Regions from separate parts of the Homo sapiens genome. Here region 2 is linked to region 1. Evidence: read pairs that join two places in POLR2A ChIA-PET (ENCODE). Cell type or tissue: Panc1. All regions are shown on one strand. Links, peaks and the distances in the headings refer to the core of each region. The heading gives the core; the rest is flanking DNA.

Region 1 (5,603 bases), core at 1,604-5,603:
CCTACAGTTTTAAGGATTTCTCACTCTCTGTCTCTTTTTTCCTTCCTCTGAAGGAGTTTAGGATTTTTCTCTTAAAGCAAACACTAAAGAGAAAAAAAACCAAGTAACTTTATTTGCTGCTTTTATCAAAGAGCATGTAATCTATACTAACTCAGTGGGAAATTCTGCCAATGAGCAGCTTTTTTTTTAATACTCTATGAAGATTCAATGAAAAACTTTATTGTTTCAAATGATTAAGTCCATTTGAAACTATAGACTAAATGTCCTTGCTCTGCTCTTACTATTCTCTCTAATTTTTTTATTTTATTATTTTTTAAAAGAGGTCTCAGCCAAGACAATTTTAAATTTTTATGGATTTAGGAGTACAAGTGCAGTTTTGTTGCATGGATACATTGCGTAGTGGTAAAGCATATTGCATAGCATCCTCATCATCAGAATAGTGAACATTGTACCCAATAGGTAGGATTTCATCCCTCATCCCCCACCCATCTGCCCACCTTTTGGAGCCTCCGGTGTCTATTACTCCACTCTGTATGTCCATTGCTAAGCCCCCAACTATACTCATTTTATTTTATTTTAAAACTTGTTTTCTTTTTCTGCATACTTCAATGGATGCAAACTCTTTTCATTTTTTCTTTTCCTTTCACAGACAGTGACTTCATTTTTTTTTTTTTTTTTTGCTGCTAACTCCCAAGCACAACACAGTGACTTATGTTTTTAATTTTTTTAAGAGGCAAAGCCTACCTCTGAAGCTCCTTTTTTTTTTCTTTTCCTACTTCAATAAGCTGGTCTACATTCTTACTCTTCTCTATGCAACCACTTTCTTCTAGATTAACAGTGCTAGTACAGATGATTTGATTTATACATTGATTTCAGCATTTTCTTTTCATGTACTCAGGTGAGGAAAATCACTCTTTTATATCCAATGACTTTACAAAAAATCATTTACAAAGAAGTGACTGCATATGATAAAATATTTGTGCCAAAATAAATTCATGGCTTTTAAAATGTCATAGAAATGTCTATTCAGGTATCTTTTTTTTTTTTTTTCACATTCACTGTAATCCTTGTTTGATGTCAATGTCACGTCACCACCCCAAGCGGGGGGCACAAGCACGAGGAAAGGAAACCTTCCCCGTGAGGGGAGGGGTGGGGAGGCACGCTTCCCTCCCCCAGCGCAGCTGCTGGCTCTGTCTTTGCCGGAACACTCCAGCCCCAATGCTCTTCTCTTTGCTGCTGAGTGAAGTCCTCCCCATGGCCCACGGCCTCCCTGCCTCAGCCCTTTGGATCTGCTCCTCAGACTTTACCCCTTAGTTATGCCCTGATTCTAGGACCCAGCCTGGACTCCACATCCCTTGGTCCCAGGCTGGCCCCAGGTCTTCCACGTAGTCCCTCTCCACCAAGTCCCCAAGTCACCCTTGACTCTGAGAGGTATCCCTCTCCCACACCAGTTCTTTTCCAGTCACTTCTCCTCCCATGTTTGTCTTCAGTCTTTGCCTTTATTTATCCCTGTCCCTCCCAACCCCCGGGCTCCCAAGTTCTATCTCACTCCTCCACCCTCCCTGTCCTCTCACAGCTGAGGTTCTGGGCTGTAATGATGGCAATGCTGCCCAGCACAACCCCTGCCGCCACGATGTCAGAAGGTGCCACAGTCTCATGGAGCATATAATACTGCAGTATAAGGGCCACAACCACCTCGGAATGTAGGACAGCGCACACCAGGGCAGGGTGGGCCTTGGTGACCGCATAGCCCACACATGTGAAGGAGACCAAGGCGAGGATCCCCACTGCCCCCACACAACTCCAACTCAGGAGGTCACTGGGCAACACGGGGGCCTGCAGCACAAAGAGGCCTGGCACAGAGCCCAGCAGCCCCACCAAGCCAGATAGGAAGGCCACTGTTGGGAGGCAGGGGGGAAAGTGCAGAGAACGATAGACCAGAAGCCTCAGGGACAGCGCCAGGCCTCCCAGGAAAGCCTCCACATAGCCCAGGGCGGTGTAGACACCCGTGGTCCCCTCCTGTAGTGTCCAGAGTCCAGGTCCCACAATGATGATTAGTCCTAGGATGCAGCCCAACAGTCCACACCAGTCGTAGCCACTGAGACCCTGGCTCTCAAGGCAGAGAGTGAGGACGGCGGAGCAGACGGTGGAAGAACCTTTGCGAACAGTGGCAGCGTTGCCAGCGGGCACCACCTGAACCGCACTGTAGGCACATCCAATGCTGAGGATGTTGAGCAGGGCACAGAAGAAGGCCCGGCTTCGGATGTCAGGAGTTCCCAGAAGGGGGTCGCCACGCAGTTTAAGTAGCAGGGCAATAGGGAGGTGGAAGAGGCATCGCCAGATGAGCAGCTCCAGCGAGGGCAGGTTGGAAGCCTGGTAAGCCATACGAGAAAGGGGGCCCACGAAGCCAGCAGGCAGGCCCCCACCCAGCAGGGCCACCAGCAGGCCACTGGTGGCATCAGAGGGCTGGCAGCGCTGGTACCAGCGGAGGCTGGGTGGAGCGGAGGGCGGCGATGGGTGTGTGGAGTCAGGCTGGTTGAAATAGGGGTGACTGCCAGCCATCTTTCCTTGGACTTTCTCCTCTCCTCCTGGCTCAGGGAGCCTGGGCCCCTCAGAGCTCCAGCCATTGTGACCTCATTGGAGTGGGGGTGGGATTCTTCCCTGGAACTCTCCTGAGGTGGTAGCACGCCTATTTTCCCACTGAGTCCAACTCTGCTTCTTTTCTTTCTTTTTTTGTTTTTTGTTTTTTTTTATTGATCATTCTTGGGTGTTTCTCGCAGAGGGGGATTTGGCAGGGTCATAGGACAATAGTGGAGGGAAGGTCAGCAGATAAACAAGTGAACAAAGGTCTCTGGTTTTCCTAGGCAGAGGACCCTGCGGCCTTCTGCAGTGTTTGTGTCCCTGGGTACTTGAGATTAGGGAGTGGTGATGACTCTTAACGAGCATGCTGCCTTCAAGCATCTGTTTAACAAAGCACATCTTGCACCGCCCTTAATCCATTTAACCCTGAGTGGACACAGCACATGCCCCAGAGAGCACAGGGCTGGGGGCAAGGTCACAGATCAACAGCATCCCAAGGCAGAAGAACCCTTCCCAGTACAGAACAAAATGAAGTCTCCCATGTCTACTTCTTTCTACACAGACACAGCAACAATCTGATTTCTCTATCTTTTCCCCACCTTTCCCCCTTTTCTATTCCACAAAACCACCACCGTCATCATGGCCCGTTCTCAATGAGCTGTTGGGTACACCTCCCAGACGGGGTGGTGGCCGGGCAGAGGGGCTCCTCACTTCCCAGAAGGGGCGGCCGGGCAGCGGTGCCCCCCACCTCCCGGACGGGGCAGCGGCCGGGCGGGGGCTGACCCCCCACCTCCCTCCCAGACGGGGCAGCTTGCCCGGCGGGGGCTGCCCCCCACCTCCCTCCTGGACGGGGCGGCTGCCGGGCAGAGAAGCTCCTCACTTCCCAGACGGGGCGGCTGCCGGGTGGAGGGGCTCCTCACTTCTCAGACGGGGCGGCTGCCGGGCGGAGGGGCTCCTCACTTCTCAGATGGGGCAGCTGCGGGGCGGAGGGGCTCCTCACTTCTCAGATGGGGCGGCCGGGCAGAGACGCTCCTCACCTCCCAGATGGGGTCGCGGCCAGGCAGAGGCGCTCCCCACATCTCAGACGATGGGCCCCCGGGCAGAGACGCTCCTCACTTCCTAGACGGGATGGCGGCCGGGAAGAGGCGCTCCTCACTTCCTAGATGGGATGGCGGCCGGGAAGAGGCGCTCCTCACTTCCCAGACTGGGCAGCCGGGCAGAGGGGCTCCTCACATCCCAGACAATGGGCGGCCAGGCGGAGACGCTCCTCACTTCCCAGGCGGGGTGGCGGCTGGGCAGAGGCTGCAATCTCGGCACTTTGGGAGGCCAAGGCAGGCGGCTGGGAGGTGGAGGTTGTAGCTAGCCGAGATCACGCCACTGCTCTCCAGCCTGGGCAACATTGAGCACTGAGTGAATGAGACTCCGTCTGCAATCCCGGCACCTCGGGAGGCCGAGGTTGGCAGATCACTCGTGGTTAGGAGCTGGAGACCAGCCTGGCCAACACAGCGAAACCCCGTCTCCACCAAAAAAATACGAAAACCAGTCAGGCGTGGCGGTGCGCACCTGCAATCGCAGGCTGAGGCAGGAGAATCAGGCAGGGAGGTTGCAGTGAGCCGAGATGGCAGCAGTACAGTCCAGCTTCGGCTCCGCATCAGAGGGAGACCGTGGAAAGACAGGGAAACGGAGACCGTGGGGAGAGGGAGAGGGAGAGGGAGAGCTCAGGTATCTTATACATTGTTTTCTTTCCTTCTCTTCTTTTGATCTTACCCACTTTTTTTTACAACTTAAAGCTTTTTTTTTTTTTTTTTTTTTTGAGACAGGGTCTCGCTCTCTCACCCAGGCTCAAGTGCAGTGACACAAACATGGCTCAAGCCCAGCTAATTTTTTTTTTTTTTTTGTAGAGACAGTGTTTTATTATGTTGCCCAGGCTAGTCTTGAACTCCTGGGCTCAGGCAATCTGCCCACCTTGGCCTTCGAAAGTGCTGGGATTACAGGTGTGAGTGACCAGACTGGTCCCAAAACTTTTTTAATGTTTAAATTTTACCACTATACTAAGGAGGAGTTACCCATCTTTTAATTGCCTTTTTTTCTTCTTATTAGGGAGGGGTAAGGAAGAAGACTTGGTCAGCAGAAAGCAGGTCTTAATTGCTTTTTTGTTTTGTTTTGTTGCTATTGAGTTGTTTGAGCTCTTTATATGTGTTGGATATTAACCCCTTATCAGATGTCTGGCTTGCAAATATTTTCTCCCATTCCATAGGTTATCTCTTTACTCTGTTGATTGTTTGCTGTGCAGAAGGTTTTTAGTTTGTTTGTTTTAGCTACACATCATGAACCAAGAAGCTTTTTACTTTGATATGATACCATTTGTCTATATTTAATTTTGTTGTCTGTGCTTTTGGGAACAAATCCAAAAAATCATTACCCAGACCAATGTCTTGTATGTTTCCCCTATGTTTTCTTTCTTTTTTTTTTTTTTTTTTAAAGGAGGCTGTCAGCTGATCCCCTATGTTTTCTTCTAGCAGTTTTAGGTTCTTGGTCTTAAAGGTCTCTTTTTTTTCTTTCTTTCCTTTTTTTTTTTTTTTTTTTTTTTTTGTTGGCAATTTTCCTGAGCAAACTAATGCAGGAATGTTTAAGTATGTAATCCATTTTGAACTAACTTTTGTATATGGTGTTGAAATAAGGGTCCAATTTTCTTTTTCTGCATGTGGAAATTCAGTTTTCCCTACACCATTTATTGAAAAAAGCGGTCTTTTTCTTCTTGGCATATTTGTTGAAAATCAGATTCATCTCTGGGCTTTCTATTCTGTTCCATTGGTTGATGTGTCTTTTTCTTTTTTGCCAATTCCATGCTGTTTTACACTTACTTGATCTTAGCCAAAAGGCAGAGAAGCGATTATTTCATACTATTTTAATTAGTATAGCTTTGTAGTATAGTTTAAAATCAGATAGTGTGATACCTCCAGTTTTTTCAACTTCAGAGAGCTCTGAAGCAAATATCTCCAGCTTTTTTTCTTTTTGCTCAC
Region 2 (7,875 bases), core at 1,501-5,500, 150 kb after region 1:
TCCACCCTCCACAGCCTCCCAAAGTGCTGGGATTATAGGTGTGAGCCACCACGCCTGGCTGATTTCTATTTTGCATAGTTGTTATCGGACAGAAACACTGCTGATTTTTGCATTTCTAGTTTTGTACCTTGTAACTTTACCAAATGTGTTAATTAGTTCTAACAGTTCCTGTGGAGTTTTTAGGGTTTTCTTGTAGGGAGACCCCCTGAAACTATTGCTACAGAATAAAAGATGAAATGCTCCTGATTATTATAAATACAAAATTGCATGCAGGATTGTGTAAAGACAATGCAAGGTTGGGCTGCCTGAATGAGCCAACAGCACATGATGTGCTTCCTCCTGCAGAGAGCCTATAAACGGATGTGCAGTCAGGGAGGTTTCACATCACCAATATTCTTATCCCAGAAAAGCAGATGTTCACAGCTCTGGGAATGGAATGCGACCCTTGTGGAGAGCCTATAAATGGACGCATGAGGGGCGGCCATTCATATGTATAAAATAGGGTTTTAAATGCCCTTATCTTGCCATGGCTCTTCTAGGTCTCTTTAGGGTTAAGGCATACTCCCTTCTGAGAATTTGTGGTCTCACCGGTTGTCTAGTTTCACATCCTGTTTCCATCAATTGTTTGCAACCAGCTTTTGCTGCAACTGTTACTGCTGATTAATATCTTGCTAAACATAGGTTATGGATAGACTGTGTTTCTGTTTTAAGGCTCTGTTAAAAATCACTGACACACACACTGTATTGTAAATTCTTATCTCTGTATTCTGCACTTCTGCATACAGATGTTATGTTAAAGAATTACTTCATCCCCATGTGACCATCTCACCTCATAATCAAAGACCCTAAATCCCTCACTAACCTACCCCCACCCTCACTAAACTTAATAATAAATGCTGCTATATCCAGTGCATTCGTGGCATCACAAGACCAGAAGGCGGTGACCCCCCTGGACCCAGCTTTCACTATCTCGCATGTGTCTTTTATTTCTTGACCTGCCGATCCACCTGGGAACAAAGAAAGAGCCCCGTTGGATTGCAGGCTGCTGGTCAGATCCCACAATATTTTCCGTATATAATATCATGACATCTGCAAACACAGATAATTTTATTTTGTCCTTTCCAATTTGGGTGCCTTTTATTTCTTTTTCTTGCCTAATTGCTCTGGCTAAGAATTCAGTATCTCTTGAATAGAACCCATGGTTCCTGATTTCACTCTCAAGAGGGTGTCATTATCTTTTTCCACTTTTTTTTTTTTTTTTTTTTGAGATGGAGTCTCACTCTGTTGCCCTTCTTCCACTTTTAAAGTGGAAAGTTTCCCTTTTCTATTATTTTCTTCAACCACATTTAAAGCAGGAACTGGGGACTGTACCTTCCTTTAGAACTAACCAGCTTTCTCAACCTACTGCTTGCCCAAAGAATGTTGGAGTCCAAGGGTTGTGTTTAGTCTGAAAGCATCACAGTTTTTGCTTTCTGGATTTTAAAAATCTAGGTATGGCTCCTTGGCAATTTAACTTTCTCAAAAACTTCTTGTTGTTTTTCTAAATCTATACGGTCCCAGTTAACTCTGTGTGCTAATACAATTCAGTATTTTTGAGATGTGCTTCTCTCTTTAGATTTAATTATATTACCTTGAATTAGCAGGCTTTCATCAGAAAGCAATGCACTCAAGCTCTTTTCTCTGAGCAATTTTGTCTGAAAGGATTTATTGGCTGACATCTTAGTTGATTCAGAGGTTTCCACCATAGGTTTAATAGCTACTTATTAACTGCCTCTTTGCCAAAGACTGAGTTTGAATTTCTGTCTTTGTTACCCAAAGACATTCTCAGATTTTTTATTAGTTGAAGAAGAGAAATATTTGCAACTTCTTATTCTAAAAGTCCAAAAATGTGTAGACCATTTTCTTCCCTTCCTGCTTGCAAAGAGTTTAGTGCTTTTCCAAGCACATTTTTCCTCCCACCTTTTGTATTACCCTACCTAGTAGCGATCAAACTATATTACTAGCATCTGTTTCCTTACTTCTTCACTCAAATCCACAGGCTCATTTAATACATTATCTTCATTCTAAGTTATTAAAGGTGACTGTTTTGTCCAGTCTTTCACTGCTACAAAACAGGGGTTGACATTTTCCCAGCCTCCAATAATATTTTCTTCATTGCCCATCACTCAGCCCTGGAACCAAAGCCACAATTTAAATTATTTTGTTATGCAGCATCCCACTCTAAGCACCAATTTCTGTACAAATCAGAACTAGCCAGATTTTGCTGTGGTAACAAATTATCCCCAAAGTTTCCATGACTGTTTAAAAATAACAAATGTTAATTTCTTTCTTAAACTATATGTCTGTTGTGGATCCCATTTGGCTCTACTCTTCATTGTTTTCATTCCAGGACCCAGACAAAGCAGCCAAATCTGGGTCATTGCCTATCTTATACCAGAAGGGAAAAAGAACATGGCAGAAACACTCAATGACTCTTAAGAGTTCTTCTTGGAAGTAACACACGTTATGCCTGCTTATACTTCATTGATCATAACAAGTCACATTGCCAAGCCTGAGACCAATGGGGCACAGAATATGATCTACTTCTGGGTAGGGATATCAACCTTATCAAACAATATTTCAATTTATCACACCATCTTTTGCTCCAAGATGACTGTACCAGATTCTGGCATCTTGTCAACATTTCAGCCAGCAGAAAAGAATTCACACTCTTTTCACGAGCACAATATGAAAATTATACACATTACCTTCCAATATTCCATTGGCCAGGCCTTGGGAACAAGCCATATCTATCTGCTTTGGAGCATGGGAAATACAGTTTGTGGTTTTTTGTTTTGGGGTATTTTTTTGTGTGTCTATCTTCCCCACTACCCCCAAAACCATACAGTTCTTACCTGGGCATCCCTATAGTGGGTTTTTTGTTTTGTTCTGTTTTTCTTTTTAATGTGGTCCAATAATTGTGTCTTACTTGGAATTTAGTCTCAACACTATTGAATAAATAACAAAAATCCAGTCTCCACTATAGGCTCTGCACAGCTGCCAATGCTAACGTGGAAGATGGCAAGGAGCCCTGTGCCTTGTCCTCTCACTCTGGGAGCACAGGCTGCAAGTTGGAAGGGCAACAAAAATGTTCTCTCTCCAGGTGTGAAACACAGTGGGCATGTAGAGCTGCGACACGGAGTGCCATACAACTGCCATCTGCAGGGTTGAGGTGATGGATGCCTTTCTTGGGTGTCAAGCTGAAAACAAGAGAACTGTGCTGTCATCTGAGGAGAATGTAATCACTCCTTCCACAACTGTTGCATGTCCCTGTGGGTACAACAGAGCAATCACTGACCTCTCTGCCAGCAAGACTGGATGGTCTAAAGAATAAGAGACGGAGAGTAGCAGAAGGCTTTCTTAGTGCACTTGCCCTAACCCTTGGTGGATCTTGTTATCAAGTGTCCAACAAAGGCTGGAACATTCCAGGGGATTAATTCTTCAAATAGGACACCATGAATCTGTCCTTTGGAAACTCATCAAGGCAGAATTTACAATTTCATCAGTTTTATTTTCAGGAATTCTCTACAATTAAGAAGATAATTTACTAAAAACAGTCTTTCCTACCTCTGAGGTGTGTGTCACACACACTGATTAGAAGTGCTATAGAAAAGAAAATTCCAAATCGAATGACCTTCAAAATTTGCCTGTTAATACCCAGGTGTGGAAACAGTTCCATTCATTCAGAGAACTTTTGTATGCTTGTGGTTGATCAGTTTTAAAAAAAGAGAATAGTAATAAATAAAGTACAGTTTAAAACCCAGAATGGGCAGGGTATGGTGGCTCATGCCTGTAATCCCAACAGGTGTGACTAGGATGAGAGGAGTGACACAGGGCCCGGCAAATGCAAAGTTGGATCCTCTCTTCATTTAGCATTTTTATATTTTATTCATCAGAAATGTTTGCATTAATTTTGATTTTAAAATATTGTTTATCTTGGTCACTGAGAGGTGGTGTTTCTTTGGTGCCCCCTTCAATTTTGCACTAGCAGGTGCCTCACTCTCCTGCCTCACTCTCCTTACCCAGCCCTCCCCATAGGCTCATTGTCTTAAGTGCGGTGATGATTTCAAGGGATTCTACATAGGCCGATATCCATCATTTTGTACACTTTAAACAAGTGCAATTTCATGTATATCGATTATAGCTCAATACAGTTATTTTTATAGTAATATATAAAGCAATAGAGCACAGGCTCTGTGCACTGGTCGCCTTTTCCCTGCAGCTGTGGTCTCCGTCCTAGTTTCTCGCATCTCCAGAATCCAAAGACCAAGACAATTCCCCAGGGTAATGCTGTCGGCGCAGGACCCGAGACTCCTGCTGCAGGCATCTTCTTTGGCTCCTCCTGAGGTGGGTGCTGCGCTCAGAGGCTTAGGCCCGCACCCACCTCCCTAACCCACGCCCCTCCGCAGCCGCCTGCTGCTCGCGCGCTGCAGAGATTGATGCCCACCCACCCCTTTTCCGGGCAGGCGAGGATTAGACAGGGTCCAACCCCAGGGGACGCTGGCCTTCAAGCCCACCAACAACTGGTCAGAGTGAGGATCCCCAGATCCGCCGGGATGAGGGGAGAATCTGAAGTTCGCAGGGTCTGCGAAATAGGCTGGAGAAAGCTCATTTACAGAGAAAAAAAAAAGACGCGGAACTGTCTTCAGGGCCCTCAGAAGTGGTTTAAATTCTCCGCAAGGAAACCGAGGCGGGTACTGAGGTCGGTCTCGCCCTTTCCAGGGCGCGCAGTGAGGTCACCCCGGGAACGGCTGTCACCGCGGGAGGAGAGCAGCCCAGGGAACTAAAGACGAGTCCAGTTACCAGGGAAATGTCCTGAACACGTGTGGTCATCCCTGCCGGAATGAGGTTGAGTGATTCCTTAGGTCAGGCACTGCGGTTAAGTCCTGCAATCCCAGCAAATTCACAGGCAGAGGCAGAGGCGGGAGGATTTTTTTTTTTTTTAAATTAACCAGGCCTGGTGGCCCTAATCTGTAGTGCTAACTACTCAGGAAGCTAAGGCAGGAGGATCCCTTTAGCTCAGGAGCTGGAGGCTGCAGTGAGCCGTGATTGCGCCACTGCACTACAGCCTGGGCGACAGAGCTAGTTCCTGTTTCAAAAAAGAAAAAATTCCTCAAATGTTAATTATGAAATATTTCAGAAGTACGAAAAAGTGTACCACCACCGGCGCTACCACTTCCACCTTGGCAAGTGAAGCCCCACTACAATGGAAGCGTCGGGCGTATCCTCCCGGGCCTCTTTCCCTCCCTCCCCGGCCCTTCCCTCTTCCGATTTCCCTCCCGCCCTTTCCCCTCCCTCCCCTCCTGACCTCGACTTCCTTCCCTTCTCTGTCTAAGGGGCAGGGCGGAAGATCGAGCCTCAACGCTGCCCCACACCCACGCTGGATTTAAAGCCCACGCTGTAGGCGTCTGTCTCCGCGGTGGCAGCGTTTTCCTGTCCTCTCCAGGACTGGGAGAGTGCAGCGCTCCTCGTTCCCTTTCCTGGTGCAGGAAAGTGAGACCGCCTTCAGCCTTCTCTCTGCGCCTCCCCAGACCCTCATCTCTCCAGTGATTCTTATGGCCCTGCCCTGGGAGGGGGTCACCCATTCAGCAAAAAGTCACCGAGGGCCCAAAAGGTTTTGCCAGAGAAATAGGACGGCTGAAAATGTTACCCTGATGGTACAAACGGAATAACCCCGTAGGCACACATAATTAGCTGTTTTCTGAGGGTATCAAAAGCCACTATGGGTGGAGTGCCTCACGCCTGTAATCCCAGCACTTTGGGAGGCCAAGGTGAGAGGATCGCTTGAGGGGAGTTCAAGACGAGCGTGGACAATTCTGAGGGACCCCGTAGCTACAAAAAAAAAAAAAATTTTAGCCAAATATGGTGAGCATGCCTGTAGTACCAGCTACTGAGGAGCCTGAGGTGCGAAGATCACATGATCCCAGGAGTTTGAGACCAGCTTGGGCAACAAAGGGAGACCTCCTCTCTACAAAAAAGAGAAACAAAATTAGCCAGGCTTGGTGGCCAGCGCCTGTAGTCCTAACTACTCAGAAGGCTGAGGTGGGAGGATCCCTTGAGCCCAGAGTTTCCAGGCTGTAGTGACCGCACTCCAGCCTGGGCAACAGAGCAAGACCCTGTCTCAAAAAAAAAAGAAAAAAAAAGAAAAGCCAATGCATACTGCTGGTGAGGCAGGATAGTTAGGCAAGGAAGTAACCATGTTTTCTGGAAGCAGCAGCCATGGTTATAAAATAACTATCATATGATCCAGCAATCCCATTTCTGGTTAATTAAATTTCAATTGCAAGCACCCTTTTCTGGGTATATATCTAAAAGATGTGAAATCAGTATGTCAAAGAGGTATCTACGCTCCCATGTTCATTGTAGTATTGTTAATAATTACCAAGATGTGGAATTAAACTATCCATTGATGCATGAACAGATACAGAAAATGTGTTACATACACACATACACACACTCTCAAATACACACCACACAAAATGAAATACTCTTCAACCTTAGAAAAGAAGAAAATCCTGTCATTTGCAACAACATGGATGAACTTGGAGGACATTAAGCTAAGTGAAATAAGCCAGGCACAGAAGGACAAATACTGCATGATTCCAATTATATGTGGAATCTAAAATAGTTGAACTCATGGAAGCAGAGGGTAGAAGAATGCCAGGGGCCGGCTGGGGGACAAAGGTCAGGGAATGGGGAGATGTTGGTCAAAGGATACAAGGTTTCAGTTAGGATGAATAAGTTCTGGAGATCAGTTGTACAGCATGGTGACTACAGAGAATAATAATGTATTGTATACTTAAGGGTATTAGAAACCAAGATCTGGATCCCCATTGCTATTTATTTGTTTGTTTAATTTGTTGATGTTGACTGTGGTGGATTTTTTTTTTTTTTTTTTTTTTTGAGACAGTGTCTTGCTTTGTCACCCAGGCTGGAGTGCAGTTGTGCAATCTCGGCTCACTGCAACCTTTGCCTCCCAGGTTCAAGTCTTTCTCATGCCTCAGCCTCCTGAGTAGCTGGGACTACAGGCTTGTGCCACCATGCTCGACTGAATTTTTTTGTATTTTTAGTAGAGGTGGGGTTTCACTATATTGGCCAGGTTGGTCTCAAACTCCTAGCCTCAAGTGACCTGCCCACCTCAGCCTCCCAAAGTACTGGGATTACAAGCGTGAGCTACCACACTCTATCTGTTATGACTTTTGCCAGATATCCTGTATATGCCTAATACTAGAACAATCTGAGCATCTAAATAAATAATGTAGCGTTGGAATATAACACAAAGTATTAAATAAATATCTATAAGTCCATTCTTACAAGTAAATGAAGAATTCCAAATAATTTATATAGATAAATTATTTTGTAGGATATATAGACATTGGCCCCCTCAAGAAAGTGGAGCTTCAATCCTCACCCTTTGAGTGTGAGCTGCACTTAGCAACATAGGAGGAAGGAAAAGTAACTTCACTGTAGAGAAACCTGGCAAACACTTCCTCTGTCAGCTGGTCAAGGTTGATATCATGAGTGATAAGGCATGTTGATAGCATATACCCTTGATGTGATGTGATGAGAATACCTCTTCATTCCTGTGGTCTTCCTCTTGAAAACCTATAACCCCAGTCTGAGAAAAAAATCAGACAAACCCAAACTGAAGGACATTTTATTTGTAGATACCTGACCAGTACTCCTCAGAACTGTCCAGGTCATCAAAAATAAAGCATCACAGGTCAGAGGAGTGTAAGGAAACATGACCACTAAATGTAGTATGGTGTCCTGGATGGGATCCTGGAGTAGGCAAAGACATTAGAGAAAAACTAGAGAATCCAGGCCGGGTGCAGT

What was found. Peaks named below come from ENCODE experiments on the same cell type or tissue, not always from the same donor. Only the 100,000 strongest peaks of a DNase experiment are listed, where the experiment ranks them.
Region 2: POLR2A ChIA-PET joins it to region 1 with 7 read pairs; 2 of 35 experiments call an interaction of 5 or more read pairs at or near these places.

What each region holds. Positions count from the first base shown.
Region 1 is chr17:35,191,746-35,197,348 of GRCh38, forward strand. It overlaps SLC35G3 (solute carrier family 35 member G3), which reads right to left and starts at 2,648. Exons shown (of 1, transcript NM_152462.2): 1 at 775-2,648. The coding sequence starts at 2,562. The coding sequence ends at 1,546. It also overlaps the pseudogene SPICP2. In Panc1, for the core only: no CTCF peak of the experiment used is centred there; no DNase peak of the experiment used is centred there.
Region 2 is chr17:35,341,188-35,349,062 of GRCh38, forward strand. It overlaps the pseudogene LOC101060119. Among named protein-coding and RNA genes, the nearest start is that of SLFN11, 28 kb to the right of the region's middle. In Panc1, for the core only: no CTCF peak of the experiment used is centred there; no DNase peak of the experiment used is centred there; H3K4me3 peaks cover 589 bases; H3K27ac peaks cover 694 bases.